Linked DNA regions of Homo sapiens: regions 1 and 2 are each linked to region 3. A link is a contact called in ENCODE Hi-C data. All regions are on one chromosome and are shown on one strand. Each heading gives the region's core, a stretch centred on a gene start or an enhancer-like site at or near the end of the contact. The rest is flanking DNA. Distances are from core to core; before and after follow the strand shown.

The links. Hi-C counts contacts between places; a loop is a spot of excess contacts on that map. Pooled maps may share reads with other maps.
Region 1: a loop to region 3 is called in a pooled map, with 4 times the contacts of the local background. The contact joins the enhancer-like site here to the promoter of UBA3 in region 3. A Hi-C loop is called at or near these places in 2 of 37 single-sample maps with no recorded cell type and 2 of 50 pooled maps.
Region 2: a pooled map shows a loop between it and region 3 (24-fold over the local background). The contact joins the enhancer-like site here to the promoter of UBA3 in region 3. A Hi-C loop is called at or near these places in 4 of 37 single-sample maps with no recorded cell type and 5 of 50 pooled maps.

Annotation. Positions count from the first base shown.
Region 1 is chr3:71,421,066-71,425,056 of GRCh38, forward strand. All of the region lies in intron 3 of FOXP1 (forkhead box P1), which reads right to left. Among named protein-coding and RNA genes, the nearest start is that of MIR1284, 120 kb to the right of the region's middle. RefSeq lists an enhancer at 935-984. Within about 2 kb of position 2,171, at least 8 of the 41 ENCODE cell types and tissues checked have a DNase peak (open chromatin) inside an H3K27ac peak, as active enhancers do.
Region 2 is chr3:71,085,501-71,089,293 of GRCh38, forward strand. The region is part of intron 7 of FOXP1 (forkhead box P1); the gene reads right to left. LOC124906247 (a long non-coding RNA gene) reads left to right here. Exons shown (of 2, transcript XR_007095956.1): 2 at 1-3,215. Among named protein-coding and RNA genes, the nearest start is that of FOXP1-AS1, 200 kb to the right of the region's middle. RefSeq lists an enhancer at 2,344-2,443. Within about 2 kb of position 1,856, at least 7 of the 41 ENCODE cell types and tissues checked have a DNase peak (open chromatin) inside an H3K27ac peak, as active enhancers do.
Region 3 is chr3:69,078,367-69,082,063 of GRCh38, forward strand. It overlaps UBA3 (ubiquitin like modifier activating enzyme 3), which reads right to left and starts at 1,999. Exons shown (of 18, transcript NM_003968.4): 1 at 1,968-1,999; 2 at 1,746-1,787. The coding sequence starts at 1,987. RefSeq lists silencers at 1,478-1,707, 1,828-1,917, 2,038-2,107.

The DNA.
Region 1 (3,991 bases), core at 921-3,420, 2.3 Mb after region 3:
GACTAGAAATGCCCATGTCCCCAAGGATGCTACTGGACTGCAAGGGACAGACACAGCAAAGCAAAATCTGTCACCATCATTCCCAGAGTTAGGTGTTTCCTGAAGCAGAGACCTGAGCGACAAATTCTTTGGGAAAAACCAAGTAAGAATGCGCAAAGCAAGAAAGAAACTACAGGGGAAAGTGAATAAATATCATTTTCCTTGATTCTGACATCAGGATAAAAAAAATTAAACACATTAAAGGTGAATTTAGCTAGGCGATGTCATCCTCTACCCTCAGGTAAATGTATGCCCTGTTCGTAATTTCAGAAAAAAAGAATAAAGTTGCACATGGTTTCAATATTTTTTCTGTGCTAGAACAATCTAGTTATCTTTTTATTCAATAAGAACACCAAAATCGCTTGTGTTTCCTAAATAATCTTGAATTTATATAATTTGACATTTTTTTCAAAGAAGCATAAATTGTGTGAGGGCCATCTCCCCAGCGTAGGACAATAAATGGCAGGGCATCCTATTTTAGGATAACCACAATATGCAAACATCAGAACCCAGCCGACTCAGGACAGAGACACCTGCGTAGTGAATGGTTCACACTAGAAACAGAGGGGCCGCTGGTCTCAGGACCTCCTGACCAAAGAAAGGCTGGCTTGACTCTTCTTTCATCCAAGTGGGATGATGTCACCAAGCCACTGCCCAAACCTTCTCTCAGAATGGCTGACTTACTCTTAAAACCATCACCACCTACCATAATTCTCTTAAACAAAAACAGACCAGTGTTGGCCCTCCTATGATTAGCCTCCCAGCTGCCTCTGAACTGCTGATGGAGCACCTCCATGTGAAAAGCTCAGAAGGCAAGTCATAATTTGATCCCCTCTTGACGTGGCCTTGGTTTCCTATTTTATCATTTTAGGAGATGCTTCCTTTTGAAATTTTCAAACAACCCAGCCCAACTTTTTAAGACAGTCTGCAGTCACCCCGCAATTGGGATGCTGAACATCTTTTACTTTCAAGCACTGCGACATCTTAATGGTGTGATGTGGAACAGGAAACATTAACTCACCCGCTAGTTTCAGTCACACTTCACAGCTTTCTAACACAAGTCAAGGACAACACGTAAGGAAGTTAGAAGTCAAGGGGAGTGATAATGCAGGCACTTCAGAAGAGAGAAGCATGCAACAGCATCAGCATAAACACGAACTTCTCAACCAACAACCCTCCCCCTTTTCACTCCTATTAGAAAAACTACATACAATCCAAAATGTTCTAGTGCTCCTTAAACCTAAATGCACGTGAATCACCTGGCCATCTTGGCAAAAGACTGATTCAGTCGGTCTGGGGTGGGGCCTGAGACCCTGCATTTCTAATAAGAACTCAGGTGATGCCGCGGCTGCTCGTTTGAGGACCACACTTTGAGCAGTGAGGGCATGGGGTCCCTCCCCCACGTCCTCACCTCTCTTCTCACCCTTCCAGTGAGGTCAGGAGAGCCCACAACTGAAAACAGGTTTCCACCTGAACAAGGCTGAAAACTTGTTTCAAATGAATCTGAAGTGTGGGGAAATAATCGAAAAGAAAGCCAAAAAGAATAATCGCCCAAGCTGCAACAAGTCCTTCCAATTAAACAGAGAAGGAACTCACTGGTAGTGCTGTACAGCTCCCACACTTCAGAGAAGGATCTAGGGGACAAACTTAACCAATGGAAGAAAAAAAGGGGTGAATGCCCTCTCTCTTGGCTGTGTAAGCCTTGAAATTCTTTCATCTCAGTAAGAGTTACCTACCATTTCTGGGTACACACACACACAAGCGCGCACACACACACACACTCACACACCCCTTCTTTCATATGGAGAAAACACAAACCAAAACTCCAATACAAACCCCCATGTGTAAGCTAAGACAAGTCAAGATTTCCTTGGAGAAAACTAAAACTCATTCAGGAGCCAGGAAAGAGCTGCCTGAAGCCCAACACCCAGCCCAATATCTGAGGCCTCCAACTCTCCAGCTGCTACAGGCAACCCAGTAAGATGCCAATGTCTCTGGTTCAACAGGTTTAGAACACCTCCAAGTCCCCAGAGACAATTTCACATCTTCAAAGCTCTCACTGAGGGTGAATTTATGAATCCACACAGCACCTACAAGTTCTTCCTTCCCTAGGTGCTATTAAGCCCATTTCACAGATGAGGAAGCAGAGAGAGACATAAGAATTGTGGCAACTTGCCAAGCGCATCGCAGAGCAAGACCAAGCGTGCATCCAAAGTGAGAAGGCTCCAGGCTCCCACTCCCAAGACCAACCCAGCCACTCAGAACATCCTAGTCACAGGCCCTGAAGCGGTGTTCCTTTGGCAAAGACAGAGGTTCACCTTGGACTTCTGCCAAGGAAAAACACATTAGTCCTAAAGGCGTGTCCTCTGTCTCCCCTCGCAAACTGCTCAACTTTATAGGATATCCGGGATTAGACCAGCTTCTCCTCACACAAAGAGCATCCCCCTGCTGGCTGGCATGCTCAGACATGGTTCTACCAGGGGTACAAAGCAGACCTGACAAAGAATCATAGGCCATAGAACCAGAATTAGAGAGGTAGCTGGCCATGGGGCCAACACAGGGGCCTCCCAGGCTGGCCTGTGTGGATTTCTCAGTCACGTTATCTGCATCCCAGGCACACTGTATCTCCCACCTCACTGAGCCCTTCAGCAACCCTGGCAGGGAAGTGCTATTATGCTCCCCCGCCGCCCCGCCCATTCTATGTGTGATCTAGCTGAGCCTGAGACATCTTCAGTTGTATTTAATCAGCTTGTCTTAGGTCACATGATTTCATGAATGGCCCTAAATATACCCGCAAGTCCATAAAGATGCACCAGCAGAAATATATTTCTATTTTTATTTCTTACTTATTTTATGTACATATTTATTTTTTAGAGACAAGGTCTCCTTATGCTGCCCAGGTTTATCTGGAATTCTTGGCTTCAAGTGGTCTTCCCGCCTCAGCCTCCCAAGTCGCTGGATTATAGGCCCAAGCTGTCAGGCCTGGCTTAGAAACATTTCTAATGCTAACATTTCTGCCAGAATGCCAACCTTTTTCAATAAGTAACAAAGAACTGCGCTGAAGGATGGTCCTTTAACCATAGTCTCACCAGCAGCAAGAAGGAAGGGACAATGATTTTGGCGACCAGGCAAACAGAGGCATCACCTCCTCTGCAGTCAAACAGGGAAGATCATAAATCCCAATTTGGGCTTTCAAGTCATAATTAGGATAATGTCCATCTTTTGCAAGCTCTGGCGATGTTGCAAGCACTGGGTAGGGCGCCTTCCCTATCTCATTTGTAATCCCCACCATAACCTTGCAATGTTACCAATGAGGAAACAAGTGCTTTGCCCAGTGCCCACAGCCAGGTAAAGAGGATTCCATGTCTGGTTCTCCTGACTCTAAATTTGTGATATTTCCACCACACCACACCATGGAAATTAGGTGGTTCTGTAAGAACACTGGGGACCACCATGCCTAAGAATCATAAAATGCAGCTAACTTCCAGAGGTGTATTAATCAAACCCAAAACTGTCAGAAGGTTTTTAAAAACCCACAAAAATCCGCACTCCAATTTTGCCACTAATTTCCAAGCCATCATAGGAAAACCACCAAAACAAGGTTGGTGTCACTGCCGAGCTGAAGAAGTGGTCCTCAGAATTCATCCAGCAACTGCTGCCTATGCTGGGCTGGCTTCTGTCAGCAAAAGTGGAGGACACAGCCCTGGCCTTCAAGAATCCAATGTTCCCATTGGAGAAGCCAAACACTTTCATGAAACAACGTCCAGCCTGGGGTGGGAGGAAGTCACAAGCCAACTGTAAGAGGTAAGGAGTGATCAAGAACAGGGAAAGCTTTTTCTAGGAAGAGGGAAATGTGTATGGCAGTTGCCATACTCTCAGTGTTTACTCAGAAAAAGAAAAAAAGCACTATCTTGAATTTGTATTCATATACTGGAAATCTACTAACTTGCAA
Region 2 (3,793 bases), core at 606-3,105, 2.0 Mb after region 3:
TCATTTATTTTCCTGTTACTGTGAAATTCCAGGTGAAGATTACTGGGCTCCTATGGCTTCAGCTTTTTACTATTAAGGAATATTATATTAGAATCATCAACAACAATCCAGTGAAATTCTAATAACATTATTAGCACCTTTCGTTAAGCGTATGTCACATGCTGTGTGTCTCTAGCTGGGTGCTTTATGTCCAAGTTTTCATTTGGTTCTTGTATGGTGGGTATCATTTATGGCCTTTTTTTTTTTTTTACATGGAGTCTCACTGTGTTGCCAGACTGGAGTGCAGTGGTGTGATCTTGGCTCACTGCAACCTCCGCCTCCTGGGTTCAAGCGATTCTCCTGCCTCAGCCTCCTGAGTAGCTGGGACCACAGGCGGGTGCCACCACACCCAGCTATTTTTTGTATTTTTAGTAGAGACAGGATTTCACCATGTTGGCCAGGATGGCCTTGATCTCTTGACCTCGTGATCTGCCCGCCTTGGCCTCCCAAAGTGCTAGGATTACAGGCGTGAGCCACCGCACATTTACGGCCATTTTATAGACAAAGAAACAAAGTTTTCTATTTTGCCCAAGGTCATGGTGGCAGGTCACGATTCAAACATGAATCCTTTGTTTCTAAAGCCTAAAGAGACTCAGGATGACATGGCTGAAAATTCTAGCATTGGAACTGCAAATATCGGATTGAAATCCATCACAACTGTATTCTTTGTAGCTGCAAACCTGAAACCAGTGTCTCATGTTGACAACTGGCCTTGCCCATGTTTTGTCCTTGGCCAAGGGGCAAAAAGAAAGCTCTGCCCTCTTTCAGACTGTGCCCATTACAGTTCTAGCTTACTTATCTAGGACTGCTAGTTAATTTCATATTAAGGAAATCTGTGAGCATCCCATGAAAGGGGATCTTCTCTCGTTCTTGCTTATGTGACAACAACATATACAAACATCATTATTATGCAATGTACCGGGGGGAAAGGGAGCACATTTGATAAATGTCATGATAATTTTATTCTTCGGGAATCTAAAATTGCTGTTGCCTTTTCTAATCTCCAGTGTCTCTAGCTGGTCCAGAGATAACGGCTCCCATCCCAGGCTAGAGACTCCATCTCTAATTTCCCCAAGTCTGTCAATGAGAGGCAGGGACTGAAATCCCAAGTTCTGTCTCACCGGATATTTTCCAGGAATGCCTCTCTTCCAAATCATCAGCGACATTTAACATGACCCTGAGCAGCAAACTTCTGCCCCAGAGGAAAGCAGAAAACCAATTTATGTAAAATTAAAAGCGATTTGCTTGATCCATCACTTGCTTCCACTCCCGTCCCACTTTCAACTGCAACACATTCAGCTGGAATTACAGGCTACCTCTTCGTCCTGCACTGGGGCATAGAATCTATCTATGCACAACCATGGAGAACAAACATTACAGAGAAAATAATGACTTTGGAAGCACCAGGCACCCTACCCAAACACAAGCTACATGTGTGTTCACAGATGGAAACTAACGGCTGTTTACCCTGAAGGCCCCATAAGAAAAATGCAGTCACCATAACAGTAAAATGCAACTTACTATTCAACATGAAACAAAGTGAGATAAAGAGAGGGCTAGGGACTGAATTCCAACAAAGAGCTCTTATAGTACCTTGGATTTCCTCGGGACAGTCCACACCATTCAAGAGCTGTGCAGGCCCTGAAGAGGTGAGCTGCACAACTGATGAGATCAAAAGACCAAGGCAGGAAAAGGGTTGCAGGTTAGCTCAGTTCTTTGTTGGGTGGGTCAGAGAACAGAACTCATGTGACATCATTTTGTGTCTTGCTCTGGAGGTGCACTTAGCAAAGCCAGAAATCCAATGTTAATTGATCAAACAACGACAACAAAATACCGGTTTTGTCTGGCAAAGGATTATGCAACATATTGATGTAAACGGCATCGAGCCGCATCAGAGGTACTCTGACCATTTCCTTGATGCAACAAATAAGGGCACGCATTCCTTGTCAGTGCATCACAAAATGACAACAAAAGTCATCCAAGGTTTCCTGTTGAGAGATGCCAGCTGGTATTGACAAAGGCTTAAGAGTGTCTTTCTCAGACCTCTGTGGTTTAGCACTTTGTCAAAACAGGATACTATTTAAATTAAAAATTTACTGATTCAAGTTCAGAAAAACCCTGCTTTGCTGTTTTTATAACCAAATTTGTGGGTGGGGAAACTTTGACCTTTATTTTTTCTTTTTTTATGACACCTTATATGGGTCTGAGAAGGTACTATATTTAGCAGGCTAGATTTGAGAACTAAGGTGTCTAAGCAAGATGACTATCACTTTCTATGAATTACTGTACATGTGAAATCATGGGCTTGTTATATTATGCAAAAGCGACTCATGTGAAACAAACAAAAATACCTGTTTGCATGTATAAGTTTTGTAAAATCTTTGTGGGGAGAGAAAGGGGAAATACACACTAGACTAGGCCACGGCATAATGTACCTCCCATGTGAATCTGGCTTAGTGTGCAAATGTATGTTTTCAGAGAAGGCTAAGCCAGGGCTGTAAGACTATGGTCAAAAAAGCAAAGCTGACGGTCAACCATAAGCAGTGCAGTGGTGAGAACCAAGATGCTGGGGAATAGATGGAGTCTCTGGAAATTGCGAAAGAGCAACCAAGCTTGTTTCTGATTGGGGGCTCTTAAACTTGCTCTTCCCCGAACCTGAAACTTTCTTCCCTAGATAGACGCAAGACTCAGTCCCTCACTCAGTCAAGGTCTCTACTCAAAGACCATTTCCTCAGAGTCCTTCCCTGGCCAGCCAGTCAAACATGGGACTGTCATCACCACGGTGTTTATCTTAATCTACTTTGTTTTCTTACAGATTTCATCGTCACACAACATGTGGTGATACATTGTTTTGTTTTTTGTTTTTTTTTTTTTGGCTTACCAGTTTAATGTCCCATAAGAATGTAATCTCCCGGCTGCTTTCTCTGCTGCTCACTCTAGGTGCCTCACTCTAGGTGTCTAGGTCAACACAACCACCCAATAATTTGTCAGATGTTTGTTGAACAGGGAATCTCATGAACAGTCTATTTGAGTTGCGTAAAGGATCTCATTATTTTTCTTGAACTTTCACCTGTCTAGCTAACTATTTATGGGAAAGGTACTAACAAAGTCATTCCAATGATGTCAAAGACTTCTGAGACACCAGAGATGCAGTTAGATATAAATATTAAACTACTTATTTTGCCTTAAAATCACTCTGAGATTATCTTTGAAGGTCTTACAGCTTTGAGAATATGCAACTTCCCATTGTTTAGGGGGAAACGCTGGAGGAAATTTGCATAATTTGAGAAAGAAATCGAACTCACCAAATACCTTAGTGCAGTTCATCTCTTTTGTCAATCTCTCTTTCTTATTAGTACAGGCAAATCTTTTAGTGAAGTGAATAATACTTTGGCCAATGACCTTACGCCAAGAGTACACCAGTGCTCAGGTCACATTTTGACCTTTCTTCCATCCAACATAGCTGAAGGATATGACACTTTATAAACAATTACACTGACTTGCTCTTACTCTGATTCTAAATAGGGCTAATGAGGAGGTTGGAATCAGTGGCACCCAACCTCCGAAACAAGCCCCAAAGATTCTCACCATTTGGTATTCATGCCTTGGATAGTACCTTCCAACACCATGTCAGGGCCGGTCTCTGTGACCAATAAATATGGCAGAAGTAATGGTATGTGATTTCCAAGGCTAGGTCACAACTTGGATCACTCTGGGAAAAGCCAGCTGCCACATCACAAGGGCACTGAAGTCA
Region 3 (3,697 bases), core at 749-3,248:
TGATGCAAATTTAATATTTATGTGTCCTTTCCAAAGGTGTAATCTAAAAATCACTTTGATGAGAGGAATTTTCACACACTTTTCTCAGAAATAAGGTTATTTTTTCTTTTTCTTTTTCTTTTTTTGTGACAGAGTCTCACTGTGTTGCCCAGGCTGGAGTGCAGTGGTGTGACTGCAGCTCACTGCAGCCTTGCCCTCCTGGGCTCAAGTGATTCTCCTGCCTCAGCCTCCCAAGTAGCTGTGCCTACAGGTACATGCCACCATACCCAGCCAATTTTTGTATTTTTAGTAGAGACGGGTTTCGCCATGTTGCACAGGCTGGTCTGAAACTCCTGAGCTCAAGTAATCCGTCCACCTCGGCCTCCCAAAGTGCTGGGATTACAGGCATGAGCCACCGAACCTGGCAGAGGTCTTAATTTTTTAAAGAATCTCTTAATGCTGTGGGACGGCTTTTCTTGCCACTAAACACAAAGTTTCAGATTACAATTACGCCACAGATAGACATCTACAAACCTTTTAGAACATACAACAGAATAAGGTGGGACTCCTCTACAAAATTCATCTATTTTATACTTAGTTAAGATTCACGTTTGGTTGTGATTATTTTTAATTTTCTAATTTCCTATAACTCCACAGTTTCTACCGTCAAATATATTAGTAATATCCAATTTTTACAAAAGGGACCAAGAAGTATTGCCTAGCAATAAAAACCATACGTTTTGATGTCAGAGTTGTGTTGGGTTCCACAATTAACAGCACTGTGACCTTGAGCAGATTACTTAATAGACATAAACCTCATCTGCAGGCCGTTCATAGCTACTTCTTTCAGCCATGAGGATATAGATAATCACACAGAAGACTCAGTACAGTACGTGGGATATGGTAAGCAATGTTTAATTGTGATTTCATGTAAAAGTGGGAGGGAAATAAAAGGCAGGAAAGAATGTGAAATTAAGTTTGTCATCCCGGTCCTCTTGCAGCTGAAATTCAACTGAGGGACACACATAAAGATCAAAGCACTGCTACTGGGAATCGGCACGGAAATTTACAAACTCACCATAACCAATGCAAGAGTATTTTTTCCCTGCCCAGGCAGGGAGGGGAGTAAATTATGTGGCGCTGGCCAGGTTAGAAAACACTTCGATTAAATCTGTCTCACCAGCATAGAATTAAGCATCTGATAAGAAATAGGGTGTGTAGTAAAAGGGATAAATAGGCTGTTTGAAGTCAACAACCTCTTTCCAGATCTTTTAAGAGCCAATTATTCTGCCAAAATGACTGGAGTGCTTAGTACAATACCTGACATGTAGAGTTATCATTAAAAGTTTGCAATTAGTACTACTGTCTCAGTGTTTGCAAAAGGCCACAAAACGGTCTTGTGTCCTTTTCCTGTGTGTTTAAGGTAGATTGCCTTTTCACAGGGTCACTGCTCTGACAATTTGGGATGGAGGAAGAGGAGTGCACAAGGGTCCTTCCTCAAGACCTTTACGTCAAGCACCCCGGAGGGCCCCTGCAGGAGCTGGGGCAGTACAGCCTGGCCCCGACGCCCGCACCGGGCAGATACCGGGAGCGGCCCGCCAGGCCCCCGGGGCTGCGGGGCGGGGATCAGGGGATGAGGCAGCGCGGCCTGCGCTCCGGGTGTCCCCCTCCCAGCCCCCCGGGCCCGCTGCGGCTGGTCCCCTAGGCCTGGGGTGGGGGGAGGCGGGGGTCCCCGGAGAGGGCCCCGGCCTCCCGGCAGCACTAACTTCTCAGCCAGCAGCTCCTCTATTCTCCTTCTTTTCTTCTCCCTAAAAGAGAGAATAAAAGAAGGGTCAGCATCGCGCTACACACTGGGCGCCGCGAGGGGAGGGGGGCGAGGGGACGGGGCGGGGGGTGTGGGGACCCCGGGTGGCGGCGGCAACCGCCCACCGCCGCGCTCTCTCACAACCCAGCCCAGCCCGGCGCGTCTGCAGAGCCCCGGTACTTACGGCTCCTCGCCATCCGCCATATTGTTCTCCGCCTCTTCCCAGGTGCCCACGCGCGGCAGGGCGGGGAGGAGCGGGACTGGCAAAGCGGGGAGGGGCGGGGCTGGCGAAGCGGGGAGGGGCGAGGCCAGAAACACAACCGGCAGGGAGGTGCGAGGTTGACTGCGGCTGGGCTCCCATGGGCTTTAAAGTCTTGCCCTGTAATTATAATCTTAATTACCTACGCTTAATTAGGTGAATCTTATACCGTGCATAATGTTGCTCTGCAGCGTGAAAATGTAGACAATACATTATGCGTTTACACAAACTATATGTTAATACGTAATTATACAAAATATTGGTATATTCTATGAAAAATTCGTGAAGAACCCTCCCAGTATGCCAGAGCTTTCCTCTGGGGGCAAAGATCAAGGAAATTTTCACTTTCTGCTTTTCAGGATGGTTCCAAAGTCTTTGCCTTTATAAGTACTCACTTGAATAATAAATTTATCTAAATCCGTTTACATTGGTGGGGTGGGAGATTATTATTTTCTTTGAACAAATCAGCATTAATATTTTCATGTCACATTCTGTTAGATAAGTTCAGCGGAAACAAAATGATTAAAACTTTTCCTGAGATAAATGTGTATATTTAGATACAAAGAAAAAAGTATAAAGGAAAACAATCACAAAAATCAAAGAATAACTGAGAACACCCATAATCCTATCACCTAAAGATAAATTGTGATAAAAGTTTCAATTATTTTCTTCTAGAGTCAGAAATACAAATATACACTGTGAATCTGGATGGCTGGATAGAGGGAAATGATCATGTTCAAAAATGTATGTATATACACGTACACACACATCTCCTTCTATGGAGTGGGACAAGAATGATATTTGGAATCAAAAGTAACTGATTTTAAATTCTTCTCAGTTGTGAGCTACGAAACCCTTAGACACTTCTATTTCTTCATTTATAAAGTGGGCATAACACTATTCACCTTGTAAGACTGATAATTAAGTAAAATCCAGAGTGGCTCTCAAAATACAGTTCCTGATCAACATCACTTGGGAAGTTTTTTTTAACACAAATTTTCACCCCTCACCGCCCCCACCACGCTCCCCACCGCCCCCCCGCCACCCCACCCTTCAGCCTTCTGCAAAGCCTGGGGTGATTCTCCACTGGTAAAGTTTGAGGGCCACTGAAATGGAGTACATAAAGCCTGATGGGTACTCAGTAAATGTAGCTGCTGTTACTACACTGTGATATTTAACCTCCTCTTGTCCTAGTTTTCAGTGAACCTTAAGGAAAGCTTGTCCTTTATGGTCCCCCAATTAGGTTCAGTTCAATAGCATTCACTGAGCTGAAAGTCAATGCCAGGCAGTGAGCGTGGGAATAGAGTTCACAGTCCCTATCAAGAGATACCAGCCTCCTTCTGCATCACATGTCTCAGCGTCAACTATGAAACTACTTTTTCTTGCCCAGACAACTCCACAGATGGTTTCACTGAGGATTTAACCTCAGTGCTTATCAAAATGGGCTCCTGTAGCCTGAACCCCCAACAATACTGGATACCCTTTGATTAGTGGTAGTGAGCATTGCAACCCTCTCAGATAGTGAAAAGCAGCAGTCACCTTAAAGGCCACCTAGTCCAGTCTCACCCATTTCACAGGGGAGGAAACTGAGGCCTAGGGATAGAGTACAGCTAGCCGATGAAGAAGTCTGCAAAGGTATCTGGCCCTGCATCTGC